Linked DNA regions of Homo sapiens: region 2 is linked to region 1. The links are chromatin loops, found by intact Hi-C in ENCODE. Cell type or tissue: PC-9. All regions are shown on one strand. Each heading gives the region's core, and the rest is flanking DNA. Links, peaks and the distances in the headings are about the cores only. Region 1 has its middle 20 kb from the start of ADCY9. Region 2 overlaps SRL (sarcalumenin).

Evidence for each region. Peaks named below come from ENCODE experiments on the same cell type or tissue, not always from the same donor. Only the 100,000 strongest peaks of a DNase experiment are listed, where the experiment ranks them.
Region 2: it touches region 1 in a loop (9-fold over the local background); 2 of 110 quality-filtered maps call a loop at or near these places.

Annotation. Positions count from the first base shown.
Region 1 is chr16:4,131,374-4,141,783 of GRCh38, reverse strand. No RefSeq gene overlaps it. Among named protein-coding and RNA genes, the nearest start is that of ADCY9, 20 kb to the right of the region's middle. RefSeq lists enhancers at 7,291-7,830, 7,831-8,371, 9,443-9,942, 9,943-10,410. In PC-9, for the core only: a CTCF peak has its summit at 5,516; a DNase peak (open chromatin) is centred at 5,373; H3K4me3 peaks cover 1,154 bases; H3K27ac peaks cover 1,745 bases.
Region 2 is chr16:4,209,453-4,219,862 of GRCh38, reverse strand. The region is part of intron 1 of SRL (sarcalumenin); the gene reads left to right. Among named protein-coding and RNA genes, the nearest start is that of SRL, 27 kb to the left of the region's middle. In PC-9, for the core only: no CTCF peak of the experiment used is centred there; DNase peaks (open chromatin) are centred at 5,512, 5,962 and 6,682; H3K27ac peaks cover 1,724 bases.

The DNA.
Region 1 (10,410 bases), core at 1,576-9,575:
GACCACAGTATTATTCATGGGGCCATAGCTTCATTGAAGTGGATAGCGCGGATACTTAATCAAAGAGGATTGACGCAGAAAATCGGTGAAAAGATCTAGGCTATTTTCTCTACTTTGGCTTCCGCAAGATATGGGGACACAAATCGCATTTGTTCCATTGCTTTATGAGCCAGGTTGACTTAACTACTGAGGGAAGACGCCTGGCGTGCTGCCCACGAGGCGGCAGGAGCAAACTCTTCAGGTTATCATTGGTGGAAATTTCCACAGATGCGTCTTCAGGCTGAGAGGTCAATTTATTGGGCTCATGTGGAAGGCTGGAAAGGCTTGATTAACTAGTCAGTCTCATTCACTTTTTCTTTCTTTTTTTTTTTTTTTTGGCTGTGGTGGAGTCTCACTCTGCCGCCCAGGCTGGAGTGCAGTGGTGAGATCTCAGCTCACTGCAACCTCCGACTCCCAGATTCAAGCGATTCTCCCACCTCAGCCTCCCAAGTAGCTGGGACTACAGGTGTGCGCCACAACTCCTGACTAATTTTTGTATTTTTTAGTAGAGATGGGGTTTTGCCATGTTGGCCAGGCTGGTCTCCAATTCCTGACCTCAGGTGATCCGCCCACCTCAGCCTCCCAAAGTGCTGGGATTACAGGCGTGAGCCCTGTGCCTGGCCTGTTATATTCATTTACTTTAAAGGAAAGTATTTGCCAAAGGACCTTTTCTCGTGAGGAATGTTTTGACTGATCACCTTCTTTGTATTAATGTTAATACTGTCATTTTCCTCACCTATGAGATGTCTGAGTATTCTCAAATTATTCAGCCTTCCCATGATTTTAACATCTTTCATCCAATCTTCAAATTTTACTTTCACTTCCACAATCTTGTCCAGCTCAGTAGGTAAAAGCCGCATGCCTGGGCATGTTCCCTAGCTGTGCTCTCAGCATAAATTAGATAGCGTGTCAGTTTGGAGTTCATACAGAGGCAAGTAACAGAAAGCCCTGTTTTAGAGGCTGATGATAATAAAGAATTCCTTTTTCCTGGGTAGGAAAAAGTTCACGGTAGGCACTTTGGTGCTGGTATCTGTATTGGTTCATTCTCACATTGCTATAAAGAAATGCCTGAGGCTGGGTAATTTATAAAGAAAAGAGATTGAATTTGTTCACAGTTCCATAGACTGTACAGGAAGCGTGGTGCTGCCATCTGCTCAGCTTCCAGGGAGGCCTTAGGAAACCTCCAATCATGGTGGAAGGTGAAGCGAAGCAGGCTTGTCCTACATGGTTGAAGCAGAAGCAGGAGAAAGAGAGAGGGGAGGTGCTGTCTCTCTTGTTCCTGCTCCACCGATCACTGTCACTATCATAACAACAGCACCAAAGCGAGATGGTGTTAAACTATGAGAAACCGCCCCATGATCTAATCACCTCCCACCAGACCCTACCTCCAGCACTGGGGATTACATTTCAACATGAGATTTGGGTGGGGACACAGATCCAAACCATATCAGTATTAATGACTATTGATGCCATCAAGAACCCAGGCTCTTCTCATTTTTCTGTTCCTCTGTCCTTAGCATAGACCTCATTCTCAAGCCTCTTGTCTCATGGTTGCAAGATGGCTGCTGTACCTCCACACCTCACACTGATGTTCCAGGCAGAAAGAAGAGGAAGGGTGAAGGAATGAAGGGCTTTCCCTTAGCAAGTCCTTACCATCTTATTCAGGAGGGGGAAATCCTCCCCAGAGTTTACCTCCCCAGAGAGGTAAACCAGGCTTTGCCTGAGGTATCTAGGTGGCAACTTTCAGAGCTGGGATTCAATCTCAGGTCCAGTGTCCTGTCTTCTGGACCCCACTGGCTGGGTGTGATCAACGGGCAATCAACTCATTGAGAGAGACAGACACACAGAAGCAAAAGGGACAGATGGACTTCATGTGCTTCAGTTTTGCACAAGCCTACCTTTTTATTTATTTATTTTTTTTGAGACAGGGTCTTACTCTGTTGCTCAGGCTGGAGTGCAGTGGTGCAATCATGGCTCGCTGCAGCCTCTAACTCCCCAGGCTCTGGTGATCCTCCCACCTCGGCCTCCCTAGCACCTGGAACTACAGGCACACGCCATCACGCTCAGCTAATTTTTGTATTTTTTGTAGAGATGGGGTTTCATCATGTTTCCCAGGCTGGTCTTGAACTCCTGGCCTCAAGCAATCCACCTCCCTCAGCCTCCCAAAGTGCTGGGATTACAGGCGTGAGCCACCACACCTGGCCTGATACAGCCTTTTGTGGTGTTTCTGTCATTGCCCTGGCGGGGATGGCAGGTGTATCTGGGACCACAGGGTGAGGAGCCAACACTTGGTCTTGGACTCAGCCTTGCACACAGACGTGGTCTGCATTGCCTTTTTCTACCAACTGATCTCACACCTTTTGTGTGTGTGTTTTCCAGCCTTGCTTCCTGACTAGCATTTGCTGCCAGAAGGGGAATTTTCTAGATTGAAAAGTCAGACTTTATCTCAGTTGTTATCTTCCTTTCCTTGAACACAGGTAGCACAGAGGAATGGATGTTTCTTGACAACCCAGTCTAGTCATATGGCAAAATAAACGAAAAAACAGCACCCATGTCCAAGTGAGTTTTCTGCTTGTCTTGATAGAATTAATTATGGTTGGAAGCCAGGCATGGTGGTGCATGCCTGTAGGCCTGGGCAAGATGGCAAGACCCCATCTCTACAAAAATAAAGAATAAAAAACATCAGCTGGGTGCAGCAGTGCATTTCTGTGGTCCCTGCTACTGGGGAGGCTGAGGTGGTAGGATCTGTTGAGTCCAGGAGCTTGAGGCGGCAGTGAGCCACAATGATTGCATCACTGCATTCCAGCCTGGGGGACAAAGCCGGAACCTATCTCTTAAATTTTTTTTTCTCGAGGTTCTGGAGGCTGGGAAGTCCAAGATTAAGTGCTGGCAGATTCAGTGTCTGGTGAGGGCTGCTTCCTGGTTCATAGAGGTGACTTCTTGCTGAGATCTCGGATGGTGGGCGGGGCTTGGCAGCTCTGGAGCCTCTTATAAGGGCACTAATCCTGTTCATAAGGGCGTCAACCTCATGACCTGATCACCTCCCAAAAATCCCACCTCCTAACACTATCACCTCTGAGGCTATAGATTTTGTTGGAGACAGAAACATTCAGACCATAGTGGTACTCAACAAAATATTTATTAATATGTATTAATTCTGGGAGTCAAGCAAACCTAATGAATTGATCACTGGGATTTTGACACCACGATCAGATAAACAATTTAAAAATATGTTGCATATTCTGCAGTTATTCCATGACTCAAAGTTACGTATTAAAATAAACTACTGTCAACTTTGGGAGGCCAAGGCGGGCGGATCACCTGAGGTCAGGAGTTTGAGACCAGCTTGGCCAACATGGTGAAACCCCATCTCTACTAAAAATACAAAATTAGCCGGGTGTGGTGGCGGGCGCCTGTAATCGTAGCTACTTGGGAGGCTGAGGCAGGAGAATCACTTGAAACTGGGAGACGGAGGTTGCAGCGAGCCAAGATCGCGCCATTGCACTCCAGCCTGGGCAACAAGAGTGAAACTCTGTCTCAAAAAAATAAAAAATAAAATGGAATAGATAAACCACTGTCAAAGTAGTGTTGAAAATTTGGGGATGAAGGCTGAATTTAAATCTGCTTTCATCAAGGAAACTTCATATGGTAATAATTTCTTTTCCACTTTCACTAGTGGTCTGAAATGTGGACAGCATTTGCTGCCGACAGAAGCAAACCGGCTGCCTGCCGGGTGCCCATCAGCTTTTGATTGACACAAAGGAAGGGGCTGCCTGTGGGAGAAATGACACGAATGACGTGGTGTGGCAGGCAGGGCACTGCTGGATGTGACTTGGGAGGAGGGCGTTTAGGCAGTCACAGCCACTTGCTGTCCTGTGGACAGTGGAAGCAACTGGGGAAGAATCCCCTTTCTGTTTGTCAACCAAGAGAGTCCGTATATTTTGCAAACTCCAAGTGTTGTCAAACTAGGTGCTGTTTAATAACAAGTTTAATAATAATCTGGTTTTTTTTGTTCCAACCTGCATCATCTTGAAGTGCCCTTTCTTTTTCTTTCTCTTTCTTTTTCTTTCTTTCTTCTTTCTTCTTTTTCTCTTCTTTCTCTTTTTCTTTCTTTTCTTTCTTCTCTCTTTCTTTCTTCCTTCTTTCTTTCTCTTTTTCTTTCTTTTCTTTCTTCTCTCTCTCTTTGATGAGGTCTTTGTGTGTTGCCCAGGCTGATCTCAAACTCCTAGGCTCAAGTGATCCTTCCACCTCAGCCTACCAAAGTGCTGGGATTATCGGCGTGAGCCACCTCACCAAGCCAAAAAAGAGCAGAGACTTAAAACAGATATCTATACATGCATGTTCATAGCAGTAATCTTTACAGTAGCCAAAAGGTAGAAACAAAGCAAATTTCCATCAACAAATGAGTGAATAAACAAAATGCGCTCTATCCATGCAATGGAATATTATTCAGTCTTAAATAGGAATGATATTATTGCGACCGGCAATTAGAAAGGGCAGGCAGAACTTCTGCTCCCTGCACAAAGCCGTTTAGTAAGGAAGAAAGAAGCCCCTGGAGCTGAATGACTCCAGGCCAGGCGCAGTGGCTCAAGCCTGTAATCCCGGCAATTTGGGAGGCTGCGGTGGGCAGATCACCTGAGGTCAGGAGTTTGAAACCAGCCCGGACAACATGGTGAAACCCTGTCTCTACTGAAAATACAAAAGTTAGGCTGGGCGCTGTGGCTCACGCCTGTAATCCCAGCACTTTAGGAGGCTGAGGTGAGAGGATCATGAGGTCAGGAGTTCGAGACCAGCCTGGCCAACATGGTTAAACCCCATCTCTACTAAAAATACAAAAATTAGCCAGGTGTGGTGGCGGGTGCCTATAATCCCAGCTACTCAGGAGGCTGAGGCAGTATAATCGCTTGAACCTGGGAGGCAGAGGTTACAGTGAGCTGAGATTGCACCACTGCACTCCAGCCTGGGCAGCAAGAGTGAAACTCCATCTCTAGCAACAATAACAAAAGAACTGAATGACTCCGCCTTGTCTCCAGGAACGAGGCGCTGGCCATTTGCCCATGTGACCTGGCAAGTGACGCCATTTAGCTGCCAGGCTCATTAACCAAGGGCAGCTCCTAGAACTTCCGGTGGGGATGATATCCATTGAGCACCAGGCTGTGAGCAGGGCTCCTGGATGAAGCCAGCTTGTACTGCCCACCTTCCAGAACCTTTTGTCTGCAGGGTGCTGCTTTCTCATGACAGCCATAACTTCGGGATCACCTGAGCCTCAAAAATGCACCAGGAATTCACTTTGCAGCACGGCACATTCCAGATCCCCATGTAGGGTGGCCACACCCAGATTCCAAAGGAGAACGTGGCCAGACCTGGCTCCTCCTTCAGACCTTCCCCCCTTCTCAGGTGTTTCTGCCTTGTGACTTTGAGCCATGGTGTGGCAGGAATGTGGTCTGCTTCTGCACTTGTGCTTGACATCATTTGTCCCCGTCAAGGGACAGGTTTCTTCATTTGAAGCAAATTTCTACAGCCATCCTGGTTTCGCTTTGGCAGCAGATACGGCTGGGGAGTGTGCATGGCTGGCTTTGTGCATGCCTCTTCCTCAAGGACAGCCCTACGCTCACTCTCTGCCTCTCCATCTTCCAAAGGCTTCCAGCTGGCTGCTGAGCCACCTTGCACCATGACTACAACCTGCAGTTCTGCTTCATTTCCTGATGTCTTCTCTTGCACCTTGTGCCCGGTGGCTTCACTGGCCTGTTTGATCCTCCATAGCACAGCCCACACTCTTGGGCTTTGCCTGGGACATTTGTCCTTGTGTCTTCTGGCCACTAATCTGACTGTATTAGAGTTCTATGGAGAAACAGAACTGATAGGATATGTGGACAGATAGAAGGATAGATAGCTAGATCTATATCTGTCTATCCATCCACACACCCATCCATCCATTCACCCACCCATCCAACCAACCGTCCATCCATCCATCCATCCACCCAACCACCAACCAACCATCCACCCAACCACCAACCAACCATCCATCCATCCATCCATCCATCCATCCATCCATCCATTCCTCCATCCATCCCTATCCTCTAGCTACCTACCTACCTAAAGGAATTGTCAGTTAGGTGCAGTGCTCATGCCTATAATCCCAGCAACTTGGGATGCTGAGATGGGAGAATCTCTTGAACTCAGAAGCTTGAGACCAGCCTGGACAACATAATGGGATCCCATCTCTACAAAAAATTTAAAAATTATCTGAGCATGGTGGCATGCACCTATAGTCCCAACTACTCTGCAGGCTGAGGCAGGAGGATTGCTTGAGCCTGGGAGGTCAAGGCTGCAGTGAGCTATGATCACACCACTGCACTCTGGCCTAGGTGACAGAGTGAGACCCTGTCTCTAAATAAATAAATAGTTTCATGGGATTGGGGGGCTGGCAAGTCTGAAATCTGTAGAGCAGCCCAGCAGGCTGGAGACTCAGGGAAGAGTTGATGCTGCAGTCCTGGTGTTTTGTTTTTTTTTTTTTTTTTTTTTTTGAGATGGAGACTCACTCTGTCACTCAGGCTGGAGTCCAGTGGCGTGATCTTGGCTCACTGCAACCTTTGCCTCCCAGGCTCAAGCAATTCTCCTGCCTCAGCCTCCCGAGTAGCTGGGCCTACAGGAGTGTGCCACCACGCCCGGCTAATGTTTCTATTTTTAATAGAGACGGGGTTTCAACATGTTGACTAGGCTGGTCTTGAGCTCCTGACCTCAGGTGATCCACGCACCTCAGCCTCCCAAAGTGCTGGGATTACAGGCATGAGCCACCACACCCAGCCAATGCTGCAGCCTTGAGCCTGGAGGCAGAATCTCTTATTTCTCTGGGAACCTCAGTCTTTTCTCTTAAGGCCTTCAACTGATTGGATAAAGCCCCCCTACATTGTGAAGGGTGATTTCCTTTACTGAAAGTCTACTGATATAAATATTAATTAATCACACCTAAAACAATACCTTCACAGCAGCATCTGGACTGGCGTTTGACCAAACAGCCAAATACCATAGCCTGGCCAAGCTGACACAGAAAACCACACCCTCCTTCAAGGCTTCCCTCCAGTGTGGCTGGTTGATAATAGCCCGCATTAGTTGAGTATTTACTACATACCAGGTATTGTGTGAAGTGCTTTTTTTGGCTTGTTTGATTTAATCCTCATAATAGCCCTATAATGTAGGTTCTATTTTGGTCTTCGGTTGACAGGGAAGAGAACTGAGGTCGAGAGAGGTTGAGTAACTATCCCAAGGTTGCACAGCAAGCTGAAGAGCCAAGGTCTGAAGCCAGGCAGTCCCACTGCAAAGCCCGCTGCTGTAGCTGCACACAGTCCTCTTCCAGAACCCGCAGGGCCTCCTTCCACTTCCCTAACCCCTGGCTGCCAGCTCTATCCTAACTTGCAGGTCTTGGAGGCACTTTCCCTTCATCCGCCTACGTCTTAGCCTCCTTCCCTATTTGTTGGGAGCAGATAATGGGTTTGTTGCATATAAATGAAGCCCAGGATTGCGTGTGGCCAGGCACATCTGACCTCTATCACTTTGGAAACCAGGGCACTCCTGAATGGCCACTGTCCCTGCCTGGGCACTGGTGAGGCCATACCTCCTGCAAGAGGCACTGTGACCCTCGGGCCCTTACAGCTCCAGCGGATACCAAACCAGGAGGAAGCCCAGCTCTGGTCTGACGGGTCACGCAAGGTTAGCCCCCAGCAGGGCGCCATGGCCTGGCCTCAGCAGTGGCAATTAACGCAATTTGCACCTTCTCGGGAGACTTAAGGAGCCCAGGAATGTGATGTTAGCACTGTCCTGGCAGTGCTGCCCTAGTTCTCTGGGTTTCGCTTGCTTTCCTCGACCTCCCCGAGCCTCATGAACCACGATTTCGGCCCTGCCTGGCCCTGTGTTCTACTCACTTGCTGCCCAGGGAACCAGCATGCTGGCCCTTGTCTCTGATTCTTGGACGGATGGGTTGCCCAGACCCGCCCAGGGCTGATTCTGCTTCCCGCTGCCTGCCCCAGGCCTGACCCTTCCTAGGGTTGTGGCAGAGGCAGCTACCACTGAGGACTGGGGATACTGTAGGCCTGAATCTGCCTCGTCCTTGAATTAGGTTGGACAGTATCCCCCCAAAAAGACATGTGCAATTCCTAAATCTAGTCCCTGTGAATATGACCTTATTTGGAAATGAGGTCTTTGTGGATATAATTAACCTAAGGATCTCGCGATGTGATTACCTGGGTGGGCCCTAAATCCAATGACAGGTGTCCTTTTAAGAGTGGCCAACATGGCAAAACTCCGTCTCTACCAAAAATACAAAAAATTAGCCAGATGTGGTGGTGCGTTCCTGTGGTCCCAGCTACTTGGGAGGCCGAGGTGAGGGATTGCTTGAGCCTGGGAGGCAGAGGTTACAGGGAGCTGAGATCGTGCCACTGCACTCCAGCCTAGGTGACAGAGCGAGACTCTGTCTCAAAAAAAAATAAAGAGTGGAACTGAACTGGAAGGAAGAGAAGTAATTGAATGCAGCTGAATTAGAAGGTGGCCTTCTAATTTAGGACACACCTGAGTTCAATGCTTCCTCTAGTATTTATTGGCTAAATTTGATTTCCTCAAAGCGTGGTGTGGATCAAAGGAAATAATAAGTGGAAAATGACTGTCACAGAGTAAGTGACCATAAATGGTGGTTATTATTCTAAGGGTCAAGCAGAGAGGAACACTGGGATAGAAACCTGGGGTTCGAGCCCCAGATTCTTCTATCATGGGATGGCTGTGACTTTCCAGGAGGCATTTACACTGGCTCTGAGTCTCGGAGCCCGCATCTGTCTGTCCGAGGGGGCCGGTTTGTCCTGTCCTCTTACTTGCAGGACTACTGTGAGACTCACAGGACTTTGGGTACAACCCTTTTTTTTTTTTTTTGAGACAGTCTCGCTTTGTCGCCCATGCTGAAGTGCAATGACGTAACCTCGGCTCACTCCAACCTCCGCCTCCTGAGTTCAAGCAATTCTCCTGCCTCAGCCTCCCAAGTAGCTGGGATTACAGGCGCGTGCCAGCACACCCAGCTAATTTTTTGTATTTTCAGTAGAGAGGGGGTTTTGCCATGTTGGCCAGGCTGGTTTTGAACTCCTGACCTCAGGTGATCCACCCACCTTGGCCTCCCAAAGTGCTGGGATTACAGGCATGAGCCACCGTGTCTGGGCTCTTTTTTTTTTTTTTTTTTTTTTTTTGAGACTGACTCTTACTCTGTTGCGCAGGCTGGAGTGCAGTGGCGCGATCTCGACTCACTGCAACCTCCGCCTCCCGGGTTCAAGCGATTCTCCTGCCCCAGCCTCCCAAGTAGCTGGGATTACAGGTGCCTGCCACCATGCCCAGCTAATTTTTGTATTTTTAGTAGAGACAGGGTTTCACCATGTTGGCCAGGCTGGTCTTGAACTCCTGATGTCAATGAACTCCTCGCCTCAGCCTCCCAAAGTGCTGGGATTACAGGCGTGAGCCACTGTGCCTGGCCCAAGAGTTTGGGTGCAACCCTCTTGCAAGCCATGTTTCAAAAGCCCAGGGTGTTTGTATGATGATTTACACGTAATATAACGTCCCAGCATGTTGCACCCTGGTATCTGTGAATGCACGTTTGTGCAACTCAAGAGGTGGGAAAAGGTGGTTTCAGGCTTTGGATTTTACCAGGATTTGAACTGTGCTTATTAAAGAAAGTTGGCTCTCAACCAGGGAGAACGAAACTGCAAACAAGCATTCCCTTTTCAGCATCGCACGATTTTGCAGCACTTCTTGCTTCGTGTGGCCTTCCCTCTCTCCAACTGTGGTCACCGATGGGCTTCTAGTAGCAGGTGTGGTGAGGGACAATGAAGTGCGGACAGCCTGCATTGAAGCCCCACGGCCCAGGAGCCAGGCTGCCCCAGTGCCGGCCCTTCCTGGACCCTGTGTGGGACAAGCCTGAACCTCTGAGCCCCGCTGGGACTACTTACCCGGGATTGTTCCCTCAGGTGGCATAAATGTGACTGGATCACCGCCTTCCAGATGTTAGAGCCTCAGGTGACACGCATCTAATTTTAAAGCCTTCCAGCTGTTAGAGCCTCAGGTGACACGCATCTAATTTTAAATTGCATGGTGGTAAATAACAGACGCAGGTCCTGACTGTGAGGGGAACACAGGCGAGAGATCAGCTCTTTCATCTTGGGGAAGTGAATGAAAGCCTCACTTGGCAGCTTTTCTTGGAGTCATTCCCGCGATGAATCCCATCTCAAGAACCTCATATTCCCATCCCTGAAGATTCACGGCTAGAGAGGTACATGCAAGAGGGGTAATTGTGCAGGGTGAGGGGTGTGGTGGGGAGAGCCAGAAAAATGACTGTGCAGT
Region 2 (10,410 bases), core at 747-8,746, 79 kb before region 1:
ACCATTCCTGCATGCCTCTGCTGACGCCAGGAATACCACAGACTTAATGCTGAATGCAGGGAGCTAACCCTCACCCTGGGTCCTTCCTAAAATCTCCATACAGGCCAGGCGTGGTGGCTCACACCTGTAACCTCAGCACTTTGGGAGGCCAAGGCGGGAGGATCACTTGAGTGCAGGAGTTTGAGACCAGCCTGGGCAACATGGTGAAACCCCATCTCTACTAAAAATATAAAAAATATTACCTAGGCATGGTGGCATGCACCTGTAGTCCCAGCTACTCAACAGGCTGAGGCAGGAGAATCAGTGGCTTGAAACTGGGAGGTGGACGTTGCAGTGAGCCGATATCGCGCTACTGCACTCCAGCCTGGGTGATAGAGCGAGACTGTCTCAAAAAAAAAGCTGTGCTCAGGGCGCCAGCCTGACACTACTGTGGCTGCCCCGACACAGCCCTCTGAGACTCACCAAGGGGCTGTCCTTTGTAGGAACAATAGGGGGACAGATGAGCAATCCAGGGGCCCCAGCTCCCAGGGACAGGGCAGGATGTGAGCATCCAAAGCTTAGAAACGTCTGGGAGAAGGGGAAGTTGTATTTGTCTGGGCCCCCTATGGGAAGACTACGGCTGCGGGGTCAGGAGACCTTGTCTCTAGTTCTAGCTTTGTCCCAGTGCACTGGCGACTTCTGGCAAGCTCCTTTTTCCTCTCTGGGCATTGGTTTCCTCCTCTGTGAAAAGAAAGAGTTGGGCTAAAGAGTTGGGCTAGTTACTTTCTAAGTTTCTTTCTGATTCTAGAGCCTTGAATGCAAAAATAACCATAAGGATAAATAAGATGAGACCTGGGGCCATGAATGCCAGGACCTGGCGGTGGGGCCCATCTGTCATGGATTCGGTGACACCCTCTGGGAAAGAAGGTTGAAAAATCTGGCCTTTTGGTGTCTAGGCAGAAGTTTTTCCAGAGAGGTCTATGAGCTGGGGCACATGGGCAGGACATTTGTGTATTCTTGCTGCCCTAGCTCTGCCAGAGGCCTGGCCTTCCTCCTTAACTAACTCTGCGTAGACTTGGGAACCGCCGGCTTCTGTGGTCTTCCTGGCAGTTGTAGGAGAGATGGCTGAGGACACCTCCCCGGCTGAGCAGGTTGGGGGCTGTGCGCCCTGTTGTCTGGCACTCTGGGTGTGGCATTTCCTCTCACCTGCTCTGCTAATGGGGACAGAGCTGCTGGTGATGGAGGAGCAGGGCCCACGTGGTCCAGCGGGCCTGTGTGTGAGGCTCTTCAAAGCCATGGAGACATCAGCTGTGATTTCACTTGTGCGAGAGGAGCAAAGCGCCGCTGTATATTGGAGGCCAGAACTGCTCCTGCCCCATCTCTGTGGCTCAGCCCTGGCTGCGTTCTCCAGGCCCGAGTGGTTTCTGAAGGGCTGATTGTCTTACTCCCAGTGCTCACTTACCATGAGGATGAGGAAGCCACACAGCACTGCTAATGACCTCCCTCCGACCGTGTTGCTGTTTCAGAGAGCTTTGAAGGGCCCTTACCGGTCCTCTGCCTTCGGAAAGGGCTTCCCTCCCATTCTCAGAAAGACGTGGCCCTTAGAATGGGTCTGTTTAAACTTCCTGAGTGCGCGTTTGCGTTGGGGTGAAGTGCGGGGTCACCTCACTTCAGTGACTGGACAGAAGGGATGGGACGTGGTGGGGAAAGGGGAGGCCACATGTGGCCTCAGATGTTGCTGGTGAATCAGGGCTGACTGAGGCTGGAGTCAGGGACTGCAGGGGTTAACTTTGGGATCAGCAGAACGAGCTCCTGGCCCCTGGGAGTGTTGACAGCTCAGCCTGCTCCGTTCCCAGACCAGCCAGAACTTCACCAAGAGCGCAGGGCTCACCCCCAGGCACCCTGCAGCTCCTCGCCTGAGCTGCCTCTGGCTGGCAGCCAGGGAGGAGGAGTCCCTGGCAGAAGGATGGATGGCTCCGGGCCCCCTGACTGAGCCCCCAGACCCGGAGGGCTAAAGGAACAGCGTGAAGGGCCAGCTGGCTCGGCTCCTGTCCGAAGCTGGCTCTGCTGTGGCCCACTCAGCAAATTTGGGATTTGGCCTGGTGTCTTTGCTCTTCTAGGAAAGAATGATGCTCATAGCTGACATTTATTGAAATGCTTCTGAGCACCACCTGATGTTTAAAACGCTCTGATGGGGCTGGCAAAGCAGGTATTGTTATCTACATTTTATGGGCGAATAAAGTTGTGTGCAGAGGGAGTAAGGAGCAACCCAAGGTTACTTCGCTGGGTAGTAAGACAGCGGGGGGTGGGGGCGCCAGTGGTAAGACAGCAGGGGAGGGGCCAGTGGCTCACGCCTGTAATCCCAGCACTTTGAGACGCTAAGGCTGGAGGATCGCTTGAGCCCAGAAGTTTGAGACCAGCCTGGGCAACATAGTGAGACCCTGTCTTTACAAAAAATAAAACAATTAGCCAGGCATGGTGGCGCGTGCCTGTAGTCCCAGCTACTCTGGAGGCTGAAGTGTGACAAGTAGGAAGGCTGCAGTGAGCTTTCGTCACACTGCTGCACTCCAGTCCAGGTGACAGAGCAAGACCCTGTCTCTAAGGGACAGGGTCTGTAAAAAAAGAAAAAGAGTAAGGGGCAGAACCCAGCTTTCCTGACTTCCAGGTGCATTCAGAGAGACCAGCCACTATCTAGGAGGCTGGAGCCTCAGCCCCAGGAAGAAAGAAAAGGCATAGCCGTGGGCCTGGCTCAGGCTAGGGAAGGTGTCACACCCATTTCCCAAGCTCCCACGTTTCTCAAGAAGATTCCCTCCAGCTTCCCTGGATTGGGGATGGGGTGGGCCCAGATTCCTTGACCCCTTCACCTGCCAAGCTGGAGATGGCTCTGACTTTAACCCAGGATAGCTGTTAGACTGAGACCTGCGGGAGCCACGCTCCCTTGGCTTCCAGTAAGTCTTTTCCTGTCTGGGGCCCAAAAGTTAGACCAGCACCTCATCCCCACAGATCCCAGGGAGATTGGATTTCTTCGGACTGGGATGTGGGGGGAAGCCAGCCACCTGCCTTGGTCTGTCTCAGAACCCAGCCTGCATCCCTTTCCCCTTCCTTTCCCTTTCCTCCCCAGCTCGGCCCCTCTGAAGGGAGGCAGCAGGCCCAAGGCCTTCTGCAAGGATTTCTGTTCACTGCAGGCACGGCTGATCTCTGGAAAAACTGAGTGCTCTATAGAGTATCCCTGCTAGTGATTGACTCATACTGAGGGGTTAGGATATAATGTTTTGCTCTTTCTGAGGTATTTGTCTTTTTAAAGTGAATAGTGGCTGGGCATCGTGGCTCATGCCTATAATCCCAGCACTTTGGGAACTTGAGGCGGGTGGATCACTTGAGGTCCAGAGTTTGAGACCAGCCTGGCAAACGTGGTGAAACCCCATCTCTACAAAAAATACAAAAATTAGCCGAGTGTGGTTGCGTGCACTTGTGGTCCCGGCTACTCAGGAGGCTGAGGCAGGAGAATCGCTTGAATCTAGGAGGCAGAGGTTGCAGTGAGCTGAGATTGTACCACTGTACTCCAGCCTGAGTGACAGAGATGCTGTCTCAAAAAATAAATAAATACATAAAATAAAAATAAAATAAAATAAAAGTGAATAGTCATTTATACTGATGACTCCTCCAGGCATCAGTGACAAGCATGTATATATATGATGGTTGTGGGATTTCTGGTAATTTCTTTCTACCTCCCAAACCAAGAATTCCCAGGAATTGGAGGTGGGGTGAGGAGTGAAGTTATTCTGTCAATTCTCAGGACTCTATGGGTTAAAAACAATTGTGCTGAAGTCTTAATCCTTTTTTTTTTTGAGACAGGGTCTCCCTCTGTTGCCTAGGCTGGAGTATAGTGGTGTTATCAAAGCTTATTGCAACTTCAAACTCCTAGGCTCAAGAGGTCCGTCAACCACAGCCTCCCCAGTAGCTGGGACCACAGGCGCACGCTACCATGCCAAGCTAATTTTAAAATTTTTTGGAAAGATGGGCCAGTAGTAAGACAAAGCAAGTAGTAAGCAAGACAGAGGTCTTGCTTTGTTACCCAGGCTGGTTTCAAACTCCTGGGCTCTAGGGATCCTCTCACCTCGGCCTCCCAAAGTGCTGGGATTACAGGTGTGAGCCATGGGCTCTCAGAGCCACTGCGTCCAGCCTAAAACAGTTGTTATTGAAGAGTAGAAGAGGGTGGGCTAAGAAATCACTGTCCTAGGGTAGACTTAGACCCTCTTATTGGCTGGCCCACTGCTGGGAGAGCGTCCATAGAGAGCTGAGTTCTAGAAGCAGACTGCTGCCTACTACCTTAACTAGCCCCATGGCCTTGGGACAAGCACTTACCAGGGTTTTGGGGTTTTGTTCATGAGTGAAATCAAGCCAGTTGGTCTATCAGAAGATCTCTCTGGACCCCCAAATCCCAAGGTTCTTTCTGATTGCTACCTTTGTCATTGTACCCTGTCATACTTTTGTCATTGTATCTGATTCCCTGGATGAATCATTTTAAGGGCTAGAGTCCAGCCAGGGACAAGCTGTCCCAGTGGGATTAGCCTTGACTTTAGGAGCATGGCCAGGAAGCCAAAGAAGCCTTCCAAGAATGGCTGCCTCAGCCCCTGCACTCTGGTCGCCCATGTTGGGAGAAGAGGGAAAGGCTGAGAGAATGGCAGAAGAGGACCTCAGGGGTCCTGGGAGAATGCAGACAAGCCTTCCTCCAGCCAGAATTTCTCTTCTCGGGTCCTTATGGGCAACAGCCTTCTGCAAAGTTGTCCTAAGACTTCATCTAAGAAGTGGAAGAGGCCGGGTGCAGTGGCTCATGCCTGTAATCCCAGCACTTTGGGAGGCTGAGGCGGGTGGATCACCTGAGGTCAAGAGTTTGAGACCAGCCTGGCCAACATGGTGAAACCCTGTCTCTACTAAAAATACAAAAATTAGCCAGGAGTGGTGGCAGGCACCTGTAATCCCAGCTACTCGGGAGGCTGAGGCAGGAGAATCGCTTGAACCCAGGAGGCAGAGGTTGCAGTGAGCCAAGATCGCACCACTGTACTCCACCCTGGGCGACAGAATGAGACTTCGTCTAAAAAAAAAAAAAAAAGTGGAAGAGCAAGGGGTCCTGAGCAGTGAATGTTTACCCAGTAGGATAAAGTCAAGGAAAAACAGGACACCAGAAGAGGCTGCTGGCCCACGTTTGCCCGGTCCACGAGTGTTCAGAGACAAGATCTAGAACAAGGAAGGGGGCAGGCTGCCTGCTCTGCGGCATGAACTCTGTTTTCTGAATTGCTCCCTGCTGCACTTAATATACAGCCAATGAGAGCCAAAACGTGGGGCGGGGGGTGGATGGGGGCAAGACATGGGGCTCACATGTATGCCATGGCTGGTGCTCCTCACTCTCTGGGACAGATGAACCAGGCAGAGATTTGGAGAGTGATTCCTGCCCCCGCTGGGGATTCTGTTACTAATGACTGATTTGCATAACTGTGTATGAGTAATGGTCAGAGGTATTTTACTTACGCATGACTTTGGACTTGCTAGCTCTAGTTCAAATGGATGAGAAGTCATGTGGAAGAATAACCTTGGCAGGTACTTGTTATAAACATGTGCTAAGGAGACTTGGACGGGCTGGAATAGAATCTACATTTGATTGCACGAAGGCACTGAATACATTCAACACCCAGAGGTGGGCTGAAAACAGGTCCTGACCTCTATTCTCTCCATCTCTAGTTTCAACTTCAAGACAGAGCTTCCTGGCCCTTGGTACTGAGGATGGCTAGTGCAGAGGGTCCGAAATGCTGGTGTTCTGTAGAATCCCCTTGTGAAACACACAGGTACACGTTGACCCAGCCCCAGAAGCTGGGTATCTGGGCTTGAACAGCTCAGCAGGTCATGGTCGCTCCCAGGGAGCTTTGTTCTGTCTCTTGGCCTGAGTTCCAGCCCATCCCTGGAATGACTTGTGAGGCAAACGACTTGACTTCCGTGTGTTTGTTTCCTCATTTCAAGAGAGGTTAACAACCCTTGCTTTTTCTGCCTCAGAGGGCTGCTAGGAGCATCAGAGAAGAATAAGCACAGGAAACTACCTTGGAAAGATGGAGTCCTACGTGAGGGCAGGAGATGACCCAGCTGAGAGCCTGGCACGTGTGGACTGGCAAAGTGAAAATATGCTGTAAGCGTGGTTCACACCTGTAATCCCAGCACTTTGGGAGGCTGAGGTGGGAGGATCGCTTGAGGCCAGGAGTTTGAGACCAGCCTGGGCAACATAGCGAGACCTCATCTCTACAAAAATGAAAAAAATCAGCTGGATGTGGTGGCACACACATGGAGTTCCAGCTGTTTGGGGGAGCTGAGGTGGGAGGATCCCTTGAGCCCAGGAGGTGGAGGCTGCAGTGAGGTGTCATTGTGCCATTGAACCCCAACCTGGGCGACAGCAAGACCTGTCTCAAAAAAAAAAAAAAAAAAAAAAAAAAGAAAAAGAAAAAGAAAAAAAAAGATGCTGTAAGCAGGATGTCTTGGGACGTTGGAGAAAATAATGGATAGGAGGCTCAAGGCAGATACTAATATTTTGAAGGAAGAAGCGAGGAGAGTAAAGGAGCAGGGCTTGCCAATCTCCCTGCAGTCTTTCTCTGTGGACACTGGGGCAGACAAATTCAAGGAGAGCAGGAAGTACAAAGTGGGTGGCTGTCTCTGCTGTTTGATCTTTCCTCACCCCATGAGTCACTTCTATGGAACCCTAGCACTTCATGGGACATGGTTTGTGAACTCCATGGGGGCAAAAAGAACTCCAGACTAAGGTTCATATATTTGGACTCTGTCCCACCCCTGCCCCAATCTTGGGCAAGTCTCTGAAGGTATCTGGCCAGAGCGTCCTCCTTTACAGTTGGACTCACGAGGGCCCTTGGCAACTCCATAGTCCTCTGAGTCCATGTAGAAGTGCTTTGGAAAGAGACAGGGCTGAAGAAACAAAATCAGGGCATTTGGTTGGTGATGGAGAGAGGAGAGAGGGACTGAGCCTGGGCCTGCCCTGAGGCTGTGGGGCTGGTGGGACCTGCTGGAAAGCTGGCCCCCCGAGAAAGGCTGGTGGCAGAGGGGCTGGTGGGAGAAGCAGGATTGTTGTGTGTTGTGCTTGGACTGGGTGTGAGTGGGGTGGGGCCTTCCCATGGTCTCTGGGCAGAGTTGGGGCCTGCTATTCCTGTGCCCTGACGTCAGTCCCGGGCCTGGCCTGGCCGGAGTCGGGGGGGCCACCCTGGCAGCAGCACATACAGTGCGGTACTTCATGTCCCAGGATAGACCAAGACTCATCTTACTGGGGATTCACCTCTCCAGGGTGTCCTGGGTCCTCTGCGGCCTCCCTGCTCCAGGGCCAATAGGGTGCTTCGGCAAGAAGCAAGGGAGGTGGGAAAGACACCAGCCTTGATTTCCCAGGATTGAAGTGAGATGTCATGCGATGGAAGTGAGTGTAATCGGAGGCTCCCACACCTCTGTCTGCGCCTCCAAGAGGAGAACTGGGTCCAGTGGCACAGCTGCTTCCTGGGGAGTGAGCTCTGGGGCCCAATGGGACAGCTTGTTTCATTGAGAGACTTTCTGTTGGAGCAGTTATTTTTAGCCTGGGAGAAAGGTCACAGTGTAAGAAGCCATTATCCTCAGTCCTTTTTACTCCAAATTGTTTAGCAGAAGTTCAGGGGAAGCTCAGCCCTAAGTTGTGAAAACCAGGGAAGAGCTTGAATATAAATGTGCATACACATATGCACACACCTTGCTTCCTGCCCAGGGCGCAGGAGTGGAAACACACAGCAGTGTGAAGGTCATGGTCACGGTGAACCTCCAACATTTGGAACTTTCATCCCCCTTGGGACTGTGTGGCCCTCTCACCTTTACCAGGGAAAACGGCTTTTGAGACTGTCAGAAATGTTATAGGACATCAGACCTAGAGTTCATTCAACTCAGTATCATTATCACCACTATCATTCTCATCATCATTGTCATCATCACTCTCACCATCATCACCATCGTCGTCATCGTCGTCATCACCATCATCATCATCACCACCATTGCTGCCATCATCATCATCATCACGATCCTCATCATCAGCATAGTCACCACCATCATCATCACCATCATCATCATCATCACGATCCTCATCATCGGCACGGTCATCACCATCACCATCATCACCATCATCATCATCATCACGATCCTCATCATCGGCACGGTCATCACCATCATCATCACCATCATCATCATCATCACGACCCTCATCATCGGCACGGTCATCACCATCACCATCATCACCATCATCATCATCATCACGATCCTCATCATCGGCACGGTCATCACCATCATCATCACCATCATCATCATCACGATCCTCATCATTAGCATGGTCATCACCATCACCATCATCACCATCATCATCATCATCACGATCCTCATCATCGGCACGGTCATCACCATCATCATTGAAGGACAACAGGAGCCCATGGAAAGGGCTGGATTCCCAGAGGAGAAGCCTTAACTACTGCTGTTCCAAAGGCAAATGCCAGGCCCTAGGAGACCCCCCCCAACGTGGGAGCCCACAATGGGGATCCTTAGTGGGGTGGGCCTGCGAGTAGGGAGGGCCTGGGAGCTGAAGCCTGGGGGTCAAGATTATTTGATTTGGTAGTTGCAGTGGTTTGCAACTTTGTGTGTTACCTAAGAACTTTTTTTTTTTTTAATCATGATGCTGGTGCTATACCCTGGATTATTTAAATCAAAACTGCAGAGAAAGGGAAGCATGGGACCAAGAAGCAGGTGATTTCAATATGCAGCCAATGCTGAGAGTCGCTGGCTGAGGGGCAGTTTGTGAGGCAGTGTAGCCCAGCGCTTCTCAGACTGTAATGTGCACAGGAATCACCTGGCCATTTTGTTAAAATGCAGATTCTGATTCAATGGGTCCAGGCTGGGGCTTAAAAGTCTGCGTCTCTAACAGGCTCCCGGGGGATACTGTGGCTCTGAAGTCACATGGCCCAAGCCAGTTATTAGCTGTGTGACATTCAACAAGGGCCTCAATGTCTCTGGTTCCAGACTTCTCATCTGTAAAAATAGAGATATGAGGCTGGGTGTGGTGGCTCATGCCTGTAATCCCAGCACTTTGAGAGGCTGAGGTGGGTGGATCCCTTGAGATCAGGAGTTCAAGACCAGCCTAGCCAACATGGTGAAACCCTGTCTCTATTAAAAATACAAAAATTAACTTAGCATGCGCCTGTAATTCCAGCTACTCGGGAGGCTGAGGCAGAAGAATCGCTTGAACCCGGGAGGTGGAGATTACAGTGAACCGAGATCGCGTTCACTGCACTCCAGCCTGGGTGACAGAGTGAGACCTTGTCTCAAAAAAAAAAAAAAAAAAAAAGATATGAGTAATACTCATTTTACCAAAACAAGTAAGATTAAGAAAATTCAGTATGATGAAGATACTGTTTTATATATAAAGTGCTTAAGCATTGCCTGGCAGGCTGTATCTCAGATATGTACATACAGATGTATGTCATATACATTATACGTATCCTGCTGTTCAGAGGACATTCAGTCTCTTCTGATTAAACCAAATTCCCACCATAGATTTTTCTGCAGGGGTGGAAGGTGGAGAGATAGAGATGTAGGTGAAGGAGTCAGGACTTACAGGTATGTAGGTGGTGATGAAAGGAGATTAAACTGAGCAACAGTCAGCTCCCTGTCCTGTCCCCCACTAAGGGACCAGGAATTCGTTTTGGTACCCCAATCTGACCGCGGACCTCTTCCAGCACTTTCTGTGGGTCAGGCAGGGTGCCAGGCCCTGGGAACACAGAATTAAATTGGATTCCTGCAAATCAGGAGCCAGGACCAGTACGGAGCTTGAGCCTGAAGAGAAGGCACGTGCAGGCAGGAGCTGAGATTCCAGCAGGAAGGGGTCCCCTGTGCCCTGCTAAGCACAGCATGGCATGGAAGCCTGGACAGGGACTGGGCAGTTCTGGGTTCCGGTCACCCATTAACTACCTAGTGGTGATGTATCTAGGGCAGGGCAAAGATCTCTGGACTTTCACTTATTCAGCTCTGAAATCTCTCTGACAGTCGTAAAGAAGGTTAAATGGCCATGCATATGAAAGTGCTGGGGGAAAAGTTGTATATTTCAATCCACGGGGCTCCTCTATAATAAAAGGCACCAAGCTTCACATCTTTCTGAGTTCGACAACAGGCTAGCTGTCTATGGGAACTAATGAGAAAATATTTGCTCCTGATCCCTGGAGGCCACCCAGCTTTTGGGGAACAAGGGTGGGTACCCTGAGGGAGAAGGGGTACTCCAAGAAGTGGCTTTTCTTTGTGGGAGGGAGAGATGGGAGTAGCAAGTGGTGGCCTGAGAGAGGGGGGTTGTCTGCATCCAGCAGATAGGTGGGGTACTCTTCCTCG